Regions from separate parts of the Homo sapiens genome. Here region 2 is linked to region 1. Evidence: chromatin loops called from intact Hi-C (ENCODE). Cell type or tissue: ovary. All regions are shown on one strand. Links, peaks and the distances in the headings refer to the core of each region. The heading gives the core; the rest is flanking DNA. Region 1 has its middle 150 kb from the start of MIR4305. Region 2 has its middle 230 kb from the start of MIR4305.

What was found. A loop is a pair of places that touch in the nucleus more often than their neighbours do. Peaks named below come from ENCODE experiments on the same cell type or tissue, not always from the same donor. Only the 100,000 strongest peaks of a DNase experiment are listed, where the experiment ranks them.
Region 2: it touches region 1 in a loop (4-fold over the local background); 3 of 110 quality-filtered maps call a loop at or near these places.

The regions. Positions count from the first base shown.
Region 1 is chr13:39,810,056-39,819,712 of GRCh38, reverse strand. It overlaps the pseudogene CDKN2AIPNLP3. Among named protein-coding and RNA genes, the nearest start is that of MIR4305, 150 kb to the right of the region's middle. In ovary, for the core only: a CTCF peak has its summit at 4,198; a DNase peak (open chromatin) is centred at 1,761; H3K27ac peaks cover 3,999 bases.
Region 2 is chr13:39,889,896-39,899,552 of GRCh38, reverse strand. No RefSeq gene overlaps it. Among named protein-coding and RNA genes, the nearest start is that of MIR4305, 230 kb to the right of the region's middle. RefSeq lists an enhancer at 6,387-6,681. In ovary, for the core only: no CTCF peak of the experiment used is centred there; a DNase peak (open chromatin) is centred at 4,748; H3K27ac peaks cover 2,867 bases.

The DNA of each region.
Region 1 (9,657 bases), core at 711-8,710:
TTGTAAGACCTCTTGATTGAAATCCACAACAACATCAATTCTAAGATCTTTAACATTTTTCACATTTTAACGTCTCTGAATTTGCATTTCACCTTACGATGGATGATGCATTATATTTAATTGGCATATTTTCTTTCCTAATGGCACATGAAGCAATGATATTTCTTACAATTGATGATATGTACATTTAATAAAACACTATTTGAGTTAAAAATTGTCTTGCCAGTTTATGGTATTATTCAAAAGTCATGTTGTCTTGTTGCTAAATAATGAACCACGAAATCGATCTCCCTGGCCTGTTCTGAACAACCAAAGACATTCACTGAGTTACAAAGTACCCGGCTGAAGCAAAAGATGAATTAGGTAAGAAGGAAAAAATGTCTGTCTTGAAAAACATTACACATAAGAGCCGCTCACTTGGTTTAATGATCTGGTGTTATTGTCCTGAAATTCTTTATAATTTTTGCACAAGAGGCCTTGAATGTTTACTTTACACTGTTCTAGAAAAATGACGTAGCACATCCTGATGAGAAACTTACTTGGTTAAAAAATTAAAGTCTGTTGACTTTTCTTGCGTTCACCTTCTGGCCCCTGGCATGCAAGACTGTGAGTGTCTCAAAAAGAGTCATGAACTTTGTAGTACTCAAATCAGCCTTTTCAAGCACGCTTTGTTCTGTTTTCAGCCTTCGTATCCTCAGCCCACATAGGACAGCAGTTACAAACAGACCTTGGAATTCTGAAGGTTAGAAATAGATAACATATTTCAAAACCTTTAGCTTTTAAAATAAAGACCCTTAAGGAAAGCACATGTACTTTTTTTTTTTTTTTTTTTATAATTTGAGGGAGAAACCCCTGAAACTTCAAAGCATCGTTTCATACTTTTATACAACTCGCATTTTACATAACTCATGTTCTGTAAAGCAGATCATAAAGTTACTTTTTAAAAGAACGTTACTAAAATAAAGTTACAATAAGCATCTTTTCTGGTTATATTTTCTATCACCACCTTATATCTCCACTTTCTGTTTTGTTGGGGATGAATATGGTGCAAGCAATTTTCTCTGCTAAAACCAAAGTATGCAAGGAAATTAAAACCTCTCCTTTGAAATGTATCACCGAGAGTCAGATTCTATCCAGAAATAAATTGTGAACATGATTCTATAAAACACGTACTCTAGACTTAGAATTTCTGAGAGACTTAAGTGAAGAAAGTGAGGATGTTGATGGGATGAAATGAATAGGCTCACTTAAAATGACACATTGAGCTCGTGAAATTTTCTTAAGCAGATTTTGCCCAAGTAGAAGACTAAAAGTTGTCTCTTTTCAAACATGCTTCAAAATCTAACATTTCTAAAGGCTTCGCAGTTGTGATTGGCCTGTCTACAAGCTTTAGGAAGTCTTTGCTGCTACCTAAGCAACAAAGATTCAACAAGACAAAGGCAACAGTGTTGAAAGGAAAAATAATAGGTGAAATTTAAAAGGGATCACTGCAGAGGACCAAGAACACCCAAACCTAGACACTCGTTTTTCTCCTGGCCCTAGGGAAATATATGCATGGAGGATAACAGCCAAAGGACATTCACTGTTACTATTAACTTTGGGGCCCAAACCGCAATGTAAAACTGGAATGACCTGTCCTTGAAGGCGGCGAGCGCAGGCACCATGGTGGATGGCAAGGAGGCTGCTCCCGGGGAGGTGCTTGTTTCAGGAATACACAGGCAGCTGACTTCGCAGAGCAGCCTAGCCCCTGAGGTCTTCTTGGAGTTCATCCTTCACCATCTACCCATTGACCACAACCGGCTGCCTGAATGAGCTGCTGTCCCTCTCTGTGGTCTGTGCCCACCATCTCCTCCTGGGCTTCAGTTACAATAAAGGCCTTTCAGACAAAGTGATGGAACTGGCTGGTGGGGTTGAAGTGGAAGGCCTGCCACAGTTTACTACCAGAAGTGATTCAATGAATGAGTAGAGCTAAGGCAGAAGACCAATCACACTGTCTTCATCAGCTACAGGGGCTTAGAAAGGAGGCTGGGATGAATGGGATGCCAACCCCAGCAGCTCTCTTAAAAACTCCTGCTACCACCAACAAAGAAAGAGGCAGGTGGAATGAAAAGGAATCTGTCTAGATTGGCTTTTTTTTTTTTTAAGTTCTCATTCTTCCAGTAGCTATCACTGTAAAAGTCTGCATGAATATTTATGTATTCATAAATCATGCACTCTAAGATGAGTTCATCAACATTGTAAAAGCTCTTCTTTTTTTATTTTAGTTTTTAAATGTCAAACTTTGTGTTTAAAATGCGCTTTTTTGTTGATGTAATAATAGCAAGTAATGAAATTTGTTGTTTGGATTTTTTAGCAGTGGAGGGAAAAAAAGTGTGGGGGCAAAAACTGAAATGACTTAGGCTGGAGTACTCCTTTTGAAGATTTCTGAAAACAGATTCAATAACATCTATCTAATCCCCCAAAACCTGGGCACAATCTGTATTATATCAAGAGCTTAAATACAGTGTTTTCGATGAATCATATAAACAGCACAAAAGGTTAAGGATTATGTTGTCTGTTAAAGAGGAATTTAAAATCAGAGCTCTTGGGTTCCCATTCTTCGCAATTTCACGCTCATTCTTTGGATGCCTCCTCTCTTATTCCTCACTGGGAGTCATCTCACGATGATGTAGATGTACTTGAATACCTGGAGAGAGGGAACTCTCTCCAAACCCGCATTTCTTATGGGGGCCACGCTGTATAACTACATCTATCTCTAAAATTGTAGATGACTGCTTAAGTAGTCCAAAGTCCAGGGTATATATCTAAGTTATTGATATGGTTTGGCTGTGTCCCCACCCAAATCTTACCTTGAATTGTAATAATCCCCACATGTCAAAGGTGAGGCCAGGTGAAGATAATTGAATCATGGGGACAGTTTCCCCCACACTGTTCTCATGGTTGTGAATATGTCTCATGAGATCTGATGGTTTTATAAATGGGAGTTCCCCTGCACAAGCTCTCTTGCCTGCTACCATGTCAGACATGCCTTTGTTCCTCATCTGCCTTCCATCATGATTGCAAGGCCTCCCCAGCCATGTGGAACTGTTGAGTCAATTAAACCTCTTTCCTTTATAAATTACCTAATCTCAGGTATGTCTTTATTAGCAGCATGAGAACAGACTGTTCTATAATGCCTTCTTCTCCAAAACAAATATAAAGAGGACTTGGCCACCTTCTTCTAAAATGTCTAATATTACTATATCACCAGCCTCCTTTTTCTGAGTTAGAATTTAGTCTAGCATCATAAATTCTCATATTGCTTTCTCTACTTTCTTTTATATCTAGCAAACTCACCAAAATGCAGTATCACATTTTTGACCCTATAGAGGCAATAGGCACTTCCATTCTTTTTACTTTTTATGTAGGTTCTAGATAATTTGGGGGTCAAAGAGGAAGGAAGGTCAAGAGAAAAATAATGGCACAAGAATACTGCAATAATTTGCAAACAGTTCTTTTAAATGAATTATCTTTATAATGTGGGCACTATTGTTATATAAAAACAATTCAACAGTTTTAAAATGTGTGATAAATATTAGGGAACATATAATTGTAAAACTTTATCACTTCCCTTTTAAAGATAAGAGGAAAAACAGTGGTTGGAAGAAGTAATTTAGAAAAATTTGTCTTAGTGAATAAGCGTATCTAACATTTTCTTTCAGTGGTTCTCTGCCAAGAGTGATCTTGCCCTCCACCCCTACACCAGTGGATATTTGGCCATGTCTGGAGATATTTTTGATTTTCACAACTCCGGGGGGTGGGAGGGCATTTCTACTGACGTCAAGTGGGTAGAGGCCAGGGATGTGAAACACCCTCCAATGCACAGGGCAGGCCCTGCTGCAGAGAATGTTTTGGCCCCAAATATCTATAGTATCATAGCTGAGAAACCCTGCTCTATTTTATTAATGGAAGAACAACAAAAAGAGGGTAGACTGAGTTCTTTAGGAAATACTTTCACAATCCCTAAATGGGTCACCTCAACTCCAGGGCACTCATCTGCTCAGGTGTTAGTATTATGGAGACAGATACCAAGAGTCCAGTGTTCCCAATCAATCCTGTCTTCATCCATTCTTTATATTTTTAACTCCACCAGCTCCAAATCGTTCAGTCTCCTCTAGTAATTGGACCAACTCTGCCCCCTGCCTATGATTTAAACAGCTGGAAGCTTGACTTTCACATGCAGAAATCAGAAGTCTTGAAGCTCAAGGAAGCAAAAAATCTGTGCAGATGCTTAAAAATAGCCTGGCTCAAAGAGCGTCAAGAGGTAGACACTCTAATCATAAACATTAGGGTGCATGTTCTAAAAATGTTCTGAGTAGAATCTGAAAATCTAGCAGAAAGTCCTTTGTCAGTTTGATTTTACATGAAAATCAGGCTCTGAAGCATTCAAGGTTATACTCCTAATTTGTAGGAACTCTCAGAGAACACTATCTTACGCAGCTTAACTTTCAGCTGCCACCCTCATGGTGTTTTGCTTCTTATACCGATTTACTATTATCATACTTCTGTTTCTTTTTTTTTCTTCAGTATAATGTGGGAAAATGACTTTTGTGGACATTCCTACTGTGAATATTTGCATTTTTGAACATTATCTGAATGGCATCACGAATTCACACCATCTGAAATCACAGAGCCTTGCAGGTAGCAATCAGAATAATTTTACACAGATAGAAATTTTATGCTGAGCAGAAAACCATGGCAGTCACAGTCTGAAACACAAAAGAAAGCAGCCATAGAAGTGCAGTAAAAAGTAAACATTTGCCTAAAACAGTAAAAATAAAAAAGCTTCGGTTTAGAATCATATCATTCTATTGGAGTCATTTGTATTTTTTGCATGCAAATGTATGTTTTAAAATAAATGCATGAATATATGTATACACAGGTATAAATATACATCTACACACATGCATATGTATTTCTCCAGAAAATTTTTATTAGTCGATATTTATATTCTTATCATCAACAATAACTTTAAAATATATGTGTAATAGTGGGCATTATAGAAATGAGTGCCAAATGCCTAGTCTGAGGGGGTGTCAGAACGGAACAATCAACTCCAGATATGTGCTCACGTCAATCTGAAAAGGAACAAGCCCCTTTTCAGTGTATATTATATTTTCACACTAAAGCCTTGTTCTTTAAGGAATACATTTTTTTCTGTCATCCCAAAACCAAAAAAAGATAATATAAGTAATTGATTCTTAAATTACTGCTAAGTCTTCCATAATCAACATCAATACAAAATGAGGGAACTCTGCCCAAAAGAAAGAGAAAATATGTAAGGTGAAAAGAAAAGAAATAGCTGTTAAGGGAGTAATGTCCAATGGGACCTGATATTAAAGAGAAGGCCACAATGTCATAGAGGATAGTTTTTAATATAGAGTTTAAAATATCTGCATTCTACTTCAGCCCCATTTTTTTGAAGGGGGAAGAGTGCAGTTACTTCTTTAAGCCACAATTTCATCACCTGTAAAACAGGATAAGCAAATATATGCAAAAGTACAATGAAAACGTCAAAGAGCCGCACACATATAATTTAAGATTTAATAGTACAGTTGCTAAAAGGAAATTCTTCCAGCAGTGACAACCTCATGTTTAAAGGACGACAGAACATACCTGTGATGAAGAGTGGCCACTTGACTCCATTACTAAAACTATGGTCAGGTCCCCAAGACTTTGTGGCATGGAATCGTTTACCCTCCTCTTCCCTCATGATTCCGAATCAATCAATCATCAGCTAAGAAAAAAGAAAGCCACCCAAGCCAATGAGTTCTACCATCTGAGCAGCTGCTCCAGCTTGTATAAAGTACCATGCACACTGCCATGAACTGTGGAATGGGAACTATTGACATTATCTCATCTATGGACAAATAAAATGATGAGGATGGCAATTCACAATATTTCTAATACACTAACAATAGCTAATACTTATTGGCTGTTTGCCAAGTCAATAAATGTTATTTATCAAGAATGAGGCACTGGGTACGGTGGCTCACGCCTATAATCCAGCATTTTGGGAGGCCGAGGAGGGTGGATCACTTGAGGTCAGGAGTTTGAGACCAGCCTGACCAACATGGTGAAACCCCATCTCTACTAAAAACATGAAAATTAGCTGGGCATGGTGGCGGGCACCTGTAATCCCAGCTACTTGGAATGCTGAGGTGGGAGAATCACTTGAACCTGGGAGGCAGAGGTTGCAGTGAGCTGAGATCACTCCATTGCACTCCAGCCTGGGCAACAAGAGCAAAACTCCATCTCAAAAAAAAAAAAAAATTAAAAGAGGCTAAGTTCCTCACATTGATTTTCGAATTTATAAGAAAACATCCATTCCTTCCATCTTACATATGAAAAACTGACATGACAAAATTAAGTAACTTGCTAAAGGTCATACAGTGCATAAGCTCTAGATTATGCAGTGGCATGTTAATGTTAGATCTAGATTCAGGGTAAGAAAGCCAAGAGACAGAAGAACAAAAAAGGAGAGACTTTTGCAGTGACTACTACATTTAAGGTGTTAAAGACTTGTCAGTAAGAGATAGAAAGTATTGAGCATCGGTTTTTCTAACACTGTTGTTAGTTCTTTTTAACCCCCATGTTTTCTTAGATGAGCCAGATTGCAAAGTCTCTGACATTGGGGAACATGTCTGATACTTTGAATCTACTATGGGACCGGGCACACAAATAAATGTACCTGTCTGAATTAAGCAAGCTTTTTGCAAAGTTAAAATGGGATCTGGTGGTGAATGGGGTGTATTTACAGCTTGAGTCCCACTTACTTTGTGCAGTGGAGGAGTTTTACCCAAGAACAATCAGCGTGTTTTGGCAGCCCCAGGAGAGGCAGGCATGTCTCTTGAGAAAACAAAATTTAATTTTCTTTTTTTCAAGTGGTTCTACACAGATATTAGAGCCTGGGTGAAAAGTTAGCACAAACAACAACAACAAAGAAACCCTAAGAAAGGAGATGCATCACCCAGGATGCTGCAGGCCTTGATGAGCAGGTTTAAAGCAATGGTGACAATTGGAGCTAAAAATTGTCACAAGAATCTGTTGGAAAAGCCCAGGGTTCAAGAGTCACATGATATAAGCTGAGCCTCCCCACAAAGCAGCAGAGGAGAGACCCCTACGACAAACAGAGGTTCCACAAGATGCCCAGATGTGGGGCTGGAACAGGCAGTTGTGCAGCGTGGCTGCTCAGCAAAGTCCTAGGAGGCACAGAAAGCAAACAGCAAGGGGATGGGAAATGTGCAATTGTTGTATGATATTTTTGGTGACTTGAGCTAGTGTTTGCCAATGGGAAAGCATCAGGAAATCCAAAAGGATAAGTTTCACACGTGTCTGAATGGCTCAAACTCAAATACTCACTCAGATTGGAATCAGATCCCCAGGAGGTCACCTGGACCCTTTCTGCCACAAACACAGACTCATACAAGTAACAGGAATAATTTCTTATTTCTCCCAGTTAAATGATGGTGGAGATAAATTAGGTCAACATTTCTTTCTTACAGCTATAAACCATGTTTTTCAGAGATTCACAGTGGTGTCATATTAATATTAATATCATCTTGATTTTGCTGCTTTATGTTAACCCCTGTGTGGTTGTAGGAACCTCCCCATCTCCTTTAATTATAAATGGGAATCCCTGGGGTTCTCTCATTCTCACTGACATTCCTTTTGGCTCCCCTGTGTGACTCCCCGCAGTTATATTTCCTCTCCCATCTGAGCCTCCATTAGGACCATCTATGTCCAGGCGTCAGTTCCCTAAAACCGCATGAAGCTCTCCACCTCCACCTCTGGTACCCACTGGTGTGCAGTTTCCCACTGTGCCTCTAGGGCCACTGCTGTCACCAGTACCACTCATCACTGCCTCGGCCAGGCCCTGCAGGAGCCCTCCAATGCCACTCCACCTGCTGCGTACTGAACCTTTGTGCCCCCCCAAATTCATATATTGAAACCTTAATTCCCAATGTGATATTTTTATATGCAAATGTATATATTTGGAGGTGGGACCTTTGGGAATACATTACATTATGGGAGTGGAGCCCTCATGATGGGATTAGTGCCCTTATAAGAGACATAAGAGAGCTTGCTAGTTTGCTTCCTCTCTCTCTCTCTCTCATTCTCTCTCTCTCTTTCTCACTGCCTTGTGAGGACATACCAAAGAAGAGAGCCCTCACCAGGAACCAAATTGGCTGGCACCTTGATCTTGGGCTTCCCAGAGTCCAGAACGGTGAGAAACAAAATCTGCCATTTAAGCTACCCAGTCTATGGTATTTCTGTTATAACAGCTGCAGCTGACTGACACATCATCTTTCCTGCCTCTGTCCTGATGAGTTCAGCTGGCACACTGGGGCCACGTTCTCTGCAGTACTCAAAGGCTGAGGCCACCACACAGCCTTGTGGTGTCATTGCTGAAATGGGGAACTGCCTCTCTCCCAAGTGTGAACACAGAAGTCAGGATACAGGCACTTCCCTCTACCCCTGAATTGTTGTGACATAATTCTTTCCACTTTCACTCACTGCACTCAAGCAAATTCACTGCAGGGTGGTGGGCAGGAGGCTTCTCTGGCAGTCCACCAGACTCATCGGACTCAGACTGGTTTAGAGCGGCGCCTCACGATGGCATAATGAGTTCTGCCCTACAAACATTACCAGGTTATGTCCAGCACTTGAAGATTATTGGAAGGATATGAATACATGCCTCCTGAGGCTTCATAGCTATTGTGAAAACGTTCTTTGCCAGTCAAGCTTCATTTCACAAAATCAGCATTTCCATTTCAACAAAAATGGCATGTCCAATCCAATTTTGAGTGCTCTTACTCAATGACTTGACAAGCCCCAAAGTCATCTGCTACTGGGGTTTGGTGTTGGGGGGGGAGGTGGGAGGTGGGAGTAGCACGGGAGACACACACCTAAGTGTGGTGGAAGGAAAATGCTGTCCACTCTTCTCCTGGCACCAGCCAGGACTGGAGAGGCCATGGGTGCTCCCTAGAGGATGTTGTCTGCAACTTCTCTGGGAACAAGAGACATACATTCCCTTCCTCAGTGGTAGCCTTGGGGCAGCAGAGGCGTGCTGTGTAAGACAGGAAATCAAAGTGCAGGTGATAGAGGACTCAGAGGGCTTCCAGTTGGGAGCCAGAAACTGCTAACCTTAGAACTTTGTTAGGCTCTGTAACTTGGGCCAGAGGGATATGGTGTGGTAAGAAGAATGTGGGCATTAAAGTGACAGGGGGAGAATTCCCTAACGTCATCGGGAGATAGTAATGCCTCAGATAGTAAATGGACAGTCATTCATAAGGGCCAGAGGCATATGGTGTGGTAAGAAGGACGTGGGCATCGGGGTGACATGGGGAGAATTCTCTAACGTCACTGAGAGATGGAATTGCCTCAGATCGTAATGGATAGTCATTCAGAAGGGCCAGAGGCATATGGTGTGGTAAGAAGGATGTGAGCATTGCCCCAGATAGTAATGGACAGTCATTCAGACTGTGTGTGACAGTGAACAGCCCTGGTGTTGTGCTTACTGCATGGAAGGCACCCCACCACATGCTGTGATTCTTCACGTGCCTCTGCCCTTTATGCGCTCAGCCCATTTTAACAGGACCCGTCTTCAAGAACAGC
Region 2 (9,657 bases), core at 1,027-9,026, 80 kb before region 1:
ACCAATATTTTCATAACTAGGCAATGTATGGGACTCTTCCCTAAGGCTCTGCCTATAGTTAGTCGAGTTTTATAAAGAAAGTCACAAAAACATGGAACCAGTTATTTAGATTTAAGATAGCTAAAATATGTATTTCAAATATTATTTGAAACTTTCTTCAACAACACTGCCATTTTCTGTCACCATTTCTCAATACCCAAAGCATTAATTTTTATCCTTCAATCTAGGCTCAGAAGTAAGCTTCTAGGCAGGTAAACACAACACTTTGTATAAGTGAATTTTAAAATCTTGTAGATATTGACTGATGAAATTCATCCCAGCTCCCCCATTCACTCAGTGTCAAAGGAGATATAAAAAAGAGCTTTCTTCTTCCCATCACTCTTTGTCCTTCTTTCCTTTCCTTCCTTGAAAAATAAGTCTCAGTCACCTACTATCAAGTAGGCAGTCAATTACTGTCTGTGGAACCAAAATAATTCATGGTTTCTGTCCTCAAGAGGGGGAAAACATGTTAATAGATAAACTCTTTTTTTTTTAAGTATTCTTTTAACATTTTTGTTGCTGCGGTGAGGAGGGGAACAAATCACATACCAAAAAAGACATTTGAGTCAAAGGATCCCCATGGAAATACCCTAAGATCCTTAAGTGTTGATATTTTAATCTACAATTTTCCAAATGTAGGAATTTTCTTAAGCCATGTGATCAATTTCTTTTTTTCCTGGAGTTTGAGTATCAGTCCCCATGCATTCTGGAGTCAGGCCATGAATACTGATAGACAAGAATTTCAGGAAACCTAACCAGTGAATGGGTTTTTGTAACAATCCAAGAAGCTGATAATACCAAAGGCTCCATCCTGGATTTAATTAAACTCCAAGTGTAGAGACTCTAAAGCCACAAATTAAGCAGAAAAAATTTAAGAAAAATTACCTAAGAAATCCTCTGAAAGAAGCCATTGCTTAGCTGTGAACTAACTACCTGTCACTCTGCCAAAGCATTGTACTAATTAAATACCCCGCATGAGAAATATCCTAGGGAAAACTAAGCCTAATTCAATTGATCATCTTACTCAATGTATTAGTTTCCTAATGCTGCTGTAACAAATTACCACAAACTTAGCAGCTTAAAACAACACAGAGGTATTCCCTCTCAGTTCAGAAGGTCAGAAGCCTAAAATCAGATTCACTGGGCTGAAGTCAAGTTGTTCTCAGAGCTGGTTCCTTCTGGAGGATCTAGGAGAGAGTCTATTCCTTTACCTTTTCTAGCTTCTGGAGGCAGTGTACTTTCCCTGGTCCCTGATCTGTTCCCCAGATCACTCTAAGTTCTGTGATTGCCACATCTCCTACTTCCTCCTTTGACCTTCTTGCCCCACTCTTACAAGGACCACTGTGATTACACTGGGCCCCCTGAACCTTTCCATCTCAAAAGCCTTAACTTAATTACATCTGCAAAGTCTCTTTTGCCTTATAGGATCGTATGCACAGGTTTTGAGGCCTACAATGTAGATATTTTTGTGGGGCCATTATTCAACCTAACACAGTCAGCCGGAAGTCAACTGGACTGAGGGAAAACCTCTAATTCACTCACCAATGTGGGTTAGAAACAAGGCTGAAATGTGGATGTTTAGATGACCTATTGCTCATCCTTCTGCACTATTTCTTTTCACGTTCAGTGTGGGAGGTTTTGTTACTGGCTAGACAGAGACACAGATTCTGGTTATTTTTTTTACCATTGCTTGCTAAGTCATGTTCCCATCTCTAACGTAATTTGCTTTACACTCTAACCCCAACATTGCTTTTGGCACTTGGTCCTGACCAATTCCCTCCCACTCATGGTGTTTGTAATTGACTCCCAGTGATACTGACGTTCAACTTGAGAGATTCCCCCTATTTCCTCCCCTCTCCCGTTTTTAAACTTTCTAGGGTTTTCACAAAATGTTGTGTTTTTGAGCCAAATGCAAATTTAATGGTTGTACATTACTTCTTTGAAAATTTAATGAATCTGTTTAAGAAGGTGACATCTAATTTTGATCTCCATCCAATGATTTCTATAAAATAGAGGACCCTTGGTTTATAATCTATACAAATTTCAGTCAATACAATAATTTTTCAACATTTCAAAATATGTTTAGGGGAAGAGAGAATCAAAATCATACTCTAAGACACCATAAGGTCATACTATTTCACTCCTACTGTCACTTATATAGACATAAAATTGAACAACGTAGTTTCGTGTGCTATTTATATTTGTTAGTCTTCCCTTCTCAGTTAGATTAGTTGTTCTTAATAGAAAAAAAAACCCTTTGCTTCTTTTATATGCTCAATGATAAATAGTATTGAATTGGCCACACAATTAGCAATCAAATTATTTTTGGCTGATTGAATAGTCTTTTCTTATAAGTCACATATGGCTATATTATTTTATTCCTTTCTACATATTTGGAAACATTTCAATTTAAACAAATTATATCTTTGAAAACTTGGGTTGTAAAAAAGAAAAATTATAATATGATGATTTACTTTCAATTAGGATATAAATTCCTATCCATGAGAAATATCCACTGGAAAAATATATATATATAATTTGTACAAGAATATATTAATTGACAAGGTAGGATATGGTTGTACCCTGATTTATTGCTTTGTTTTTGATCTTCAGCTTTCTAGCAATTTTTTTTAATCTAGCAATTTTTAAAATATCTTTGTGCTGCTTTATAATTCCATTATTCTATTCTTTTTAGAGAGAGAAAAACAGAGTGTTGCTCTGTCACCCAGGCTGGAGTGCAGTGGCACAATCATAGCTCACTGCAGCCTCAAACTTCTGGGCTCAAGTGATCCTCCCACCTCAGCCCCCCAGAGCACTGGGATTACATATGTGAGCCACTCACCATATTATTACTTATTCTTAATACCCCACGTTTGATTCTGGTTTATATATCATGATAGTTTCCATATTTACCATTTTTTAAACTTTCATTGTATTTTGTTTTGATTTTTACTTTTTACTAATGTGTAGCACATCTAAGAAAGCATATGGGTCACAGTATCCAGCCCAACGTATCTTCATCAAGTACCACCCCTCTCATAACCCCACAAGGGTGTGGAAACAACATTGCCAGTGTCCCAGAAGTCCCGGTCCTTCCTCCCCAAGCTAACCTTCCCTCAACTTCTAATACCATAGATAAATTTTGCTTGCTTTGGAACTCATTTTATTGTAAAATTTGCTTGTTTACTTGTGTCCAATTGTAAAAAGGTTCAGATTCTGCTCCCTCCAACCCCCCCAAAAAGAAAAGATTCCAGGGGATTCTGGGGATATATTTTCTTTCTTCTTTTTAATAGAGAAATTTATTGATGCGGTTAATTATCTCAATAATGTTATTTTCATCATTAAATCCATCTTTCTTCTTACTAATGGACCTCCTGTTTCTTTTCTCTCTATTCCTTTTACAAAAGCCTTGGAAGTCCCTCTAATCCTTACACCTTCACATTCCTTCCAGGGACTGCTGTCCTTTCTTGTCACTTGTAGTTCTCAGGATTCCTCTGGTCAGAGCCCACCTTCTTTCTCACTCTCAGAGGGACATGCATTTTATATCTTTCAAGGTGAACTCTCCTATTTTCCTTTGTGTGTTCTCAGTACAATTGTACTTTTCTTGTCTTAAAAGAAAAAAAATCCCATATGTATTAATTATAGAGTGTGGTTTAAATTTCTGAAGATTCCTGGGGGTACTTATAAGCATTTAATAATTATCATTTCACTTGTCTGGGTTATTTTATTCTTAAAATTTTAAACCTAGGAATCGTGCCTTATACTGCTTTGGGCTATATGTTCATCAGTTTTTATCATGCCAAATTCAAATGGCCACTGTGTCTTCTTTTCTGTGACTCTCATCCTCATTGACTTCCCTCTCCTGTGTTCAGAGGCAGATTGAAGTTTTGGCTGAGGCTCTATCCTCTGCTTCTAATATCAATGCTTCTCTCTCTGACTAATGAACCATTTGGATGATGGATATACTATGTGCTTGTTTTCCAGAAGATGCTTCGAATAATTCTTTCCAAGGAAATATTTTGAGCACTCTAAAGAATTTGAAGAATTGAAAACTCTTAAGTACATCTCACATTCTTGATACACTTGAACTGTAGGGACACAGAATATTATAGACGATAAAGCTCTTGACTGGAAGACAGGAAACATGTGTTCTTATCTTGGGCAGCCAGCTAACCAGCTATAGGATTTGAGGCAGGCCATCTGTAGGCATTTTTCTTCATCTGCTACAGGGATTGTGCTACAGAGATTTCCACGGATGTGGAGAAGAAAAGTACCTTGTACCTCTAGGGACACAGAAGAATCTATAAGGGTGCATATTTTTATGTCCCAAACTATAAGAAGTGAAATTACTGAAAATTATCTCGGGTTGTAGAGATGCATAGAAGCTTCATTGAAAAAGTGTTGTGTGAGAAAATCAGTTTTAAAATGTTGAAAATACTGGGCAAGAATATCTTTAGGATCTTTGATTTCTGATATTTATGAAGATCTTTAGGTTGCTTTCATTTCTGGAATTTTTGATCGCATCAGTCATTCTCTTTTCCTGTGCCCTGCCCCCCATGGAGTTTGTTATAAATTATACAATCCCCACCGATGCTTTCTAGGCCTTTTACTCCTCCAGATTTCCTAATGAAAATAAATAATTCTTTCTACTCAGTAAGAAATATAATCAAAAACCAAAGGACCAAGTCCTCCGAACAGGAAGCTCGCCCAGCCCAGCTCTCCCATTTGTGTTCCCTGCCGCTCGGTGCTGCCAGAACTGGGATGCTGGAAAGAACAGTGGGTTGAATTTCAGATCTGAGTCTTTTTGGTCCTGTGTTTCCCACTGTTGATGGGGTTCAGGACACACTACCCCAGAATATTTTAAGCTGAAAGAATTTTAGAAAACTGCAGAAGCAGGAAGGTCACTCTGATCTTCCCCCCACCTTTCTCACCTGCAGCAGGTCATAAAACCTAAAAAGCATTTTCTGACCTTCCCCGGATGCAGGGCATGAGACCCTCATTCATGAGGTGCCCTCCCTATACCCAGAGAAAAGGCATAGCCTTATCTCTGAAGATACAGGGTCACAGAGAAGAATCTAAACAAACGAGTCTTGCTAAGTTCCCCCCAGTTATTAGATCCAAGCATATTCTTCCACAACTGTCTACTCTTCATCAAACTTAGCATAAAAATACACAAGTTTACTATTTCTTTGTGTCTCTATTTCCTTATGAAGGCTTTCGTGCCACATAAAACTTATACTAAATACATTTGTATGCTTTTCTCTCGTTATCAGCCTTTTGTTATAGAGGCCTCAGCCACAAACCTAGCTTTGGTGAGAAAATGGTGCTTTTCTTCTCCTATACTAACTATGCAGATGACAGGAGCACTCTTTCACCTCCTGGGGCTCAATCCCTGAATGAAAAATTTCCATTTTTCTTCCTGTACTCTTAGAATTGGCCTAGAATCAGCTCTGGGGAGAGCTCCCTTATTGCAAGGAGACCAAAAGACTCTGAGGGCACTCAGTCTGCCAAAAGAGCCTTCCAACTAGAGCTCTGTTTTTCACAAGAGTCTATTTGGGTTGGGGTGAGGGACAAGAGCCCTCAGAGAAAATCCTTCAAGAAAAGCCCCAGCAGAATGGCAGCTCCAGGGACAGGGATTTTAAATCAGGGGAGCCAGCTGCTCCTTCTCCCCATTCCCATCTCAGACCCGCAGAGACACCAAGAGGAAGACGGGTGACAGAAATCCTTAGCAGTTGTTTGGTGACGGTGGCACCTAGGAAACAAACTATGAGATATAGAACCAGTAGAATAGGGATGACCAGTGTGAGAGGGATGCAGGAGAAGTAAGGACTCCTGCGAAAACATCTGGAGATGATCATAAACTAAACCTTTTTAAATACTATTTTAGAGTAAATTAAATGACACCATATTATTTATCTGTCTTTGCCACTTGGCCTCAGGAGAAGCTGGTTTCGGAATGAGACTCCAAAGAGTGGATCTCAATGGGCAGCCTCCCAATGATTTTTTCCTCTCCTAGGATGATGTATTGGAAAGAAACACTGTGAGTCTCTGCATCCCAGAATGCGAAGTAGAGCCCCTCTGAAGAGGGACTCTGGTAGCAGTGAAGAGGTGGGGTGAAAGTTGGTTCCGGTGGGTAGAAGACCTTTCCCTGCACCTGAAGACCTACATTGTCGTGGGACAAGGGAAGAGATCATTACAACTGTAAAGAATTAACTTGCATGAATAGTGAGGCACTGGAGTGCAGTGAGCCCAAAAAAGGTTAAGCTTTCTTATTCACACACACACACACACGCACACACACACAGAGTGGGAAAAGATACCTGAGAAATGGACACTATTTTCCTAATGACTGCCAAGAGTTGACTGTGGACTCCTTCCATCAAATGGCCAGATAAGCAATGGGGCCCTTCCTAGCTAGGACTTGGAAGCATTTTGGTCAAAGGAATGGAAGGGCTGAGCCTGTTTTGCTGACTCCCACAGGAAGTGGTGGGCCGAGAGCACAGCTACAGGCTTTCCTGTGCAGCGTAAATTGGCCCAATGTGTGCAAAACATTCTTATCTGATAAAGAATGGAAGTGCGAGCGTGTGCTAAAATGTTGGAAATAATATGGGGTCTCTGCTTCACTCTTCCCTCATTTTTCTTTCTCTGTTGTCTCTTCTTCATCTTTGGCAGTCATACTGGGCTCTGGGTTCTTTTCTAGCTTCTCATATGGTTTTGATTAGGAGAGACAAATATAACACAGAACAGAGCTGATCTGAGTTCTTCCCTCTTCTTCTGGATGAATATGCTTAATTGTTAATCTTCTTGTATGTTTACATCAGGAATACACACACATACGCACAGACACACAGACAAACACACACACACACGTATATTCAACATAAAAGCATCCCTTTTTAGCCTATCCCTTTTTAAAAGATGTCAAGGAAAAAAAAGTATTAATATAAAACCAACTACACTTTGCTAAAAACTATTTCTTTTCCAGGAGGAATAAACTAAACCTGTAATCAGACATTTGATTTCCAGTCCTGGCTCAGCGTCTAACTAGCTGTGTGCCTTTAGACAATTTTCTTGAAGCTTTTGGTGTTAATTTTCTTATCTCTAAAGATGAAAAATTTGGATTAGGTAAACTCCCAAGTACCTCCCAGGAGGTGTTATGATTATCTTTGTGAGGTATATTGGTACCACATTTATGATAAAAGCTAAAATGGGTCTCTACATGCACACGAAAATGAAGGCAAAAATAGCAAAACAAAACAGGCATTTGTATGTATTTCTCTAATGAAATTTTTTAAATGGCCAAAAAGTAAAGTGTTTTGCAGTTTATTAGCACCATTTTACTAAGCACATAGGAGCAGCAGGAACACAGATTTCAGAGCCATGTACAATATCTGACACTTAGAATGCACATAGTAAATGTCTGCTGGAGGGTGTACTGCTCTAGCTGCAGACAGGGTAGCATAGCCTAGTGACAAGAGCACAGAATTTCTAATAGTAAGACTCAAGTCTCAGCCCCACTACTTACAGCTCTGTAATTAAGAACTAGCCTTTCTGAGCCTCAGTTTCCTCAACTGCACAATGGGATGAATTCCTGCACTTCAAATCTTGGGGTAAAATCAAATGACAAAATACGTATGAAAATGTTTCACAAAATGTTGAGTACTTGCAAATGTTCAATTTGTTCTGTCACTGTCCTAAAGATACATGTCTGTTTCCTTAAACTCAGTATTCATTGGGCACCTTTGCACACTGTGATAAACCGATAATTTTACCCCAAATTATAGCTGACTCATTCAACTTTAAACTGCAGGAAGTATACCTGGCCACTAAGATGAATGAACAAGAGAAATGAACACACCCATATAATTTTTTTAAATTACCCAGTAAATCCATCTCACCAGATGAGCTGAGAAGTCTTTGCTTTCCAAATTCTACAGCCTCTAGTAGGGTGCTAGAAGTCTTTCCATCCTAAACACGGCCAACTCAAGGCAGAGGCCTGAGGAGTTTGCCTCTTTTATCATCCTAAAATAGCTTTTGTCTGTGTGGCAAATTTTAAAAACTGTTTATTTGGAAATAATTTGAAACTTACAGACAGCTTGCTTAAAAATAAAATGTATAAACACAATTGAAATCCTCTACCCAGATTTACCTGACATTTTACCCATCTGCTTTATCATTTGCTATTCCATCTATCTATCTATCTATCTATCTATCTATCTATCTATCTATCTATGATTTATCATCAAATTTCTTTTCTGAGCCATTTGAAGTAAGTTACATATGTCATGGTCTTTTACCCTTAAATATTTCAGGGTTTATTTCCTAAGAATAGGGGCATTTTTATACATTACCAGAATACAGTTATCAACTTCTATAAATTTAATATTGATACATCTTAAGATATCTTTTGCAGGAACTACGGCTTCCATGAAAGACAGTGGGATAGCTGGGTGTCAGAATTCTGTTTCCGTTCTTGTCCTTGCTCTCCCACTCCAGAGTACTAAACATTGAACATTCGAGCCTTAGAATGTACATCAAGGAAGTTGGCCTCTGCGACCTGTAAAGTGACTTCTGGCTTTGAGCATTATTTGCTCTAAGACCAGGCTGCAGTTCTGTCCCTAGGCAAGTTCCCAGTTCCAGGCAACTTGGAGCAATATTTATTCGGTCTGCAGGTTTGGAGAGAGTGGCTAGGAGATTCATATAACCTCACTGTTGGCCCTACATTGCATCATGTGGGCCCTTCTGCAAAGACATTTATGGGCATAGTGAACTCATCTTGTTCACCGTTATCTGCTAAGACATTCCACCCCAGGGCTCAGTGTGCTGTTATCATCAAAAACACTGTAGTCCTGGCCAGGCAAGGTGGCTCCCACCTGTAATCCCAGCACTTTGGGAGGCTGAGGCTGGTGGATCACCTGAGGTCGGGAGTTTGAGACCAGCCTGACCAACATGGAGAAACCCCGTCTCTACTAAATATACAAAAAATTAGCCGGGTGTGGTGGCGCATGCCTGTAATCCCAGCTACTCGGGAGGATGAGGCAGGAGAATCGCTTGAACCTGGGAGGCAGAGGTTGCAGTGAGCCAAGATCGTGCCATTGCACTCCAGCCTGGGCAACAAGAGTGAAACTCCATCTCAAACAAAACAAAACAGAGCAACAACAACAAAAAAACACTGTGGTCCCAAAATATAAGACTTTTTTTTTCTAATATCAGTGTGTATGCATGCAATCTAGTGGAGAAGGGGGACAAACATTTGGTAGTAAGTAGCAAAAGATTTCAAGTTATGCATCTCATGTTTCACTCCAGTTGAGTGTCCCTTACTTTTATTTTACCATTTATTGAAAATAAGCAAATTGCTGGTAAAGTATCCTAAATTTGCAATGGAAAAATGACTGTTTACAGAGTCACCTGCAAATCTACATTACACAACGTGAAAGTTGGTTTATTATTGGAAAGTGTAGGGGAAGTGTCTTTACCTAAAGGATGTAAGGTCACAAGTGTTCTATCTTCTGATGCCTCGAATGTACCAATGCACATCTTCCCCGGCCAGCCTGGCAGTCAGACCTCTCAAAGAGAATGCAGGGAGTGTGAGTGCCCCTGACATGGAGGAGGTGCCCT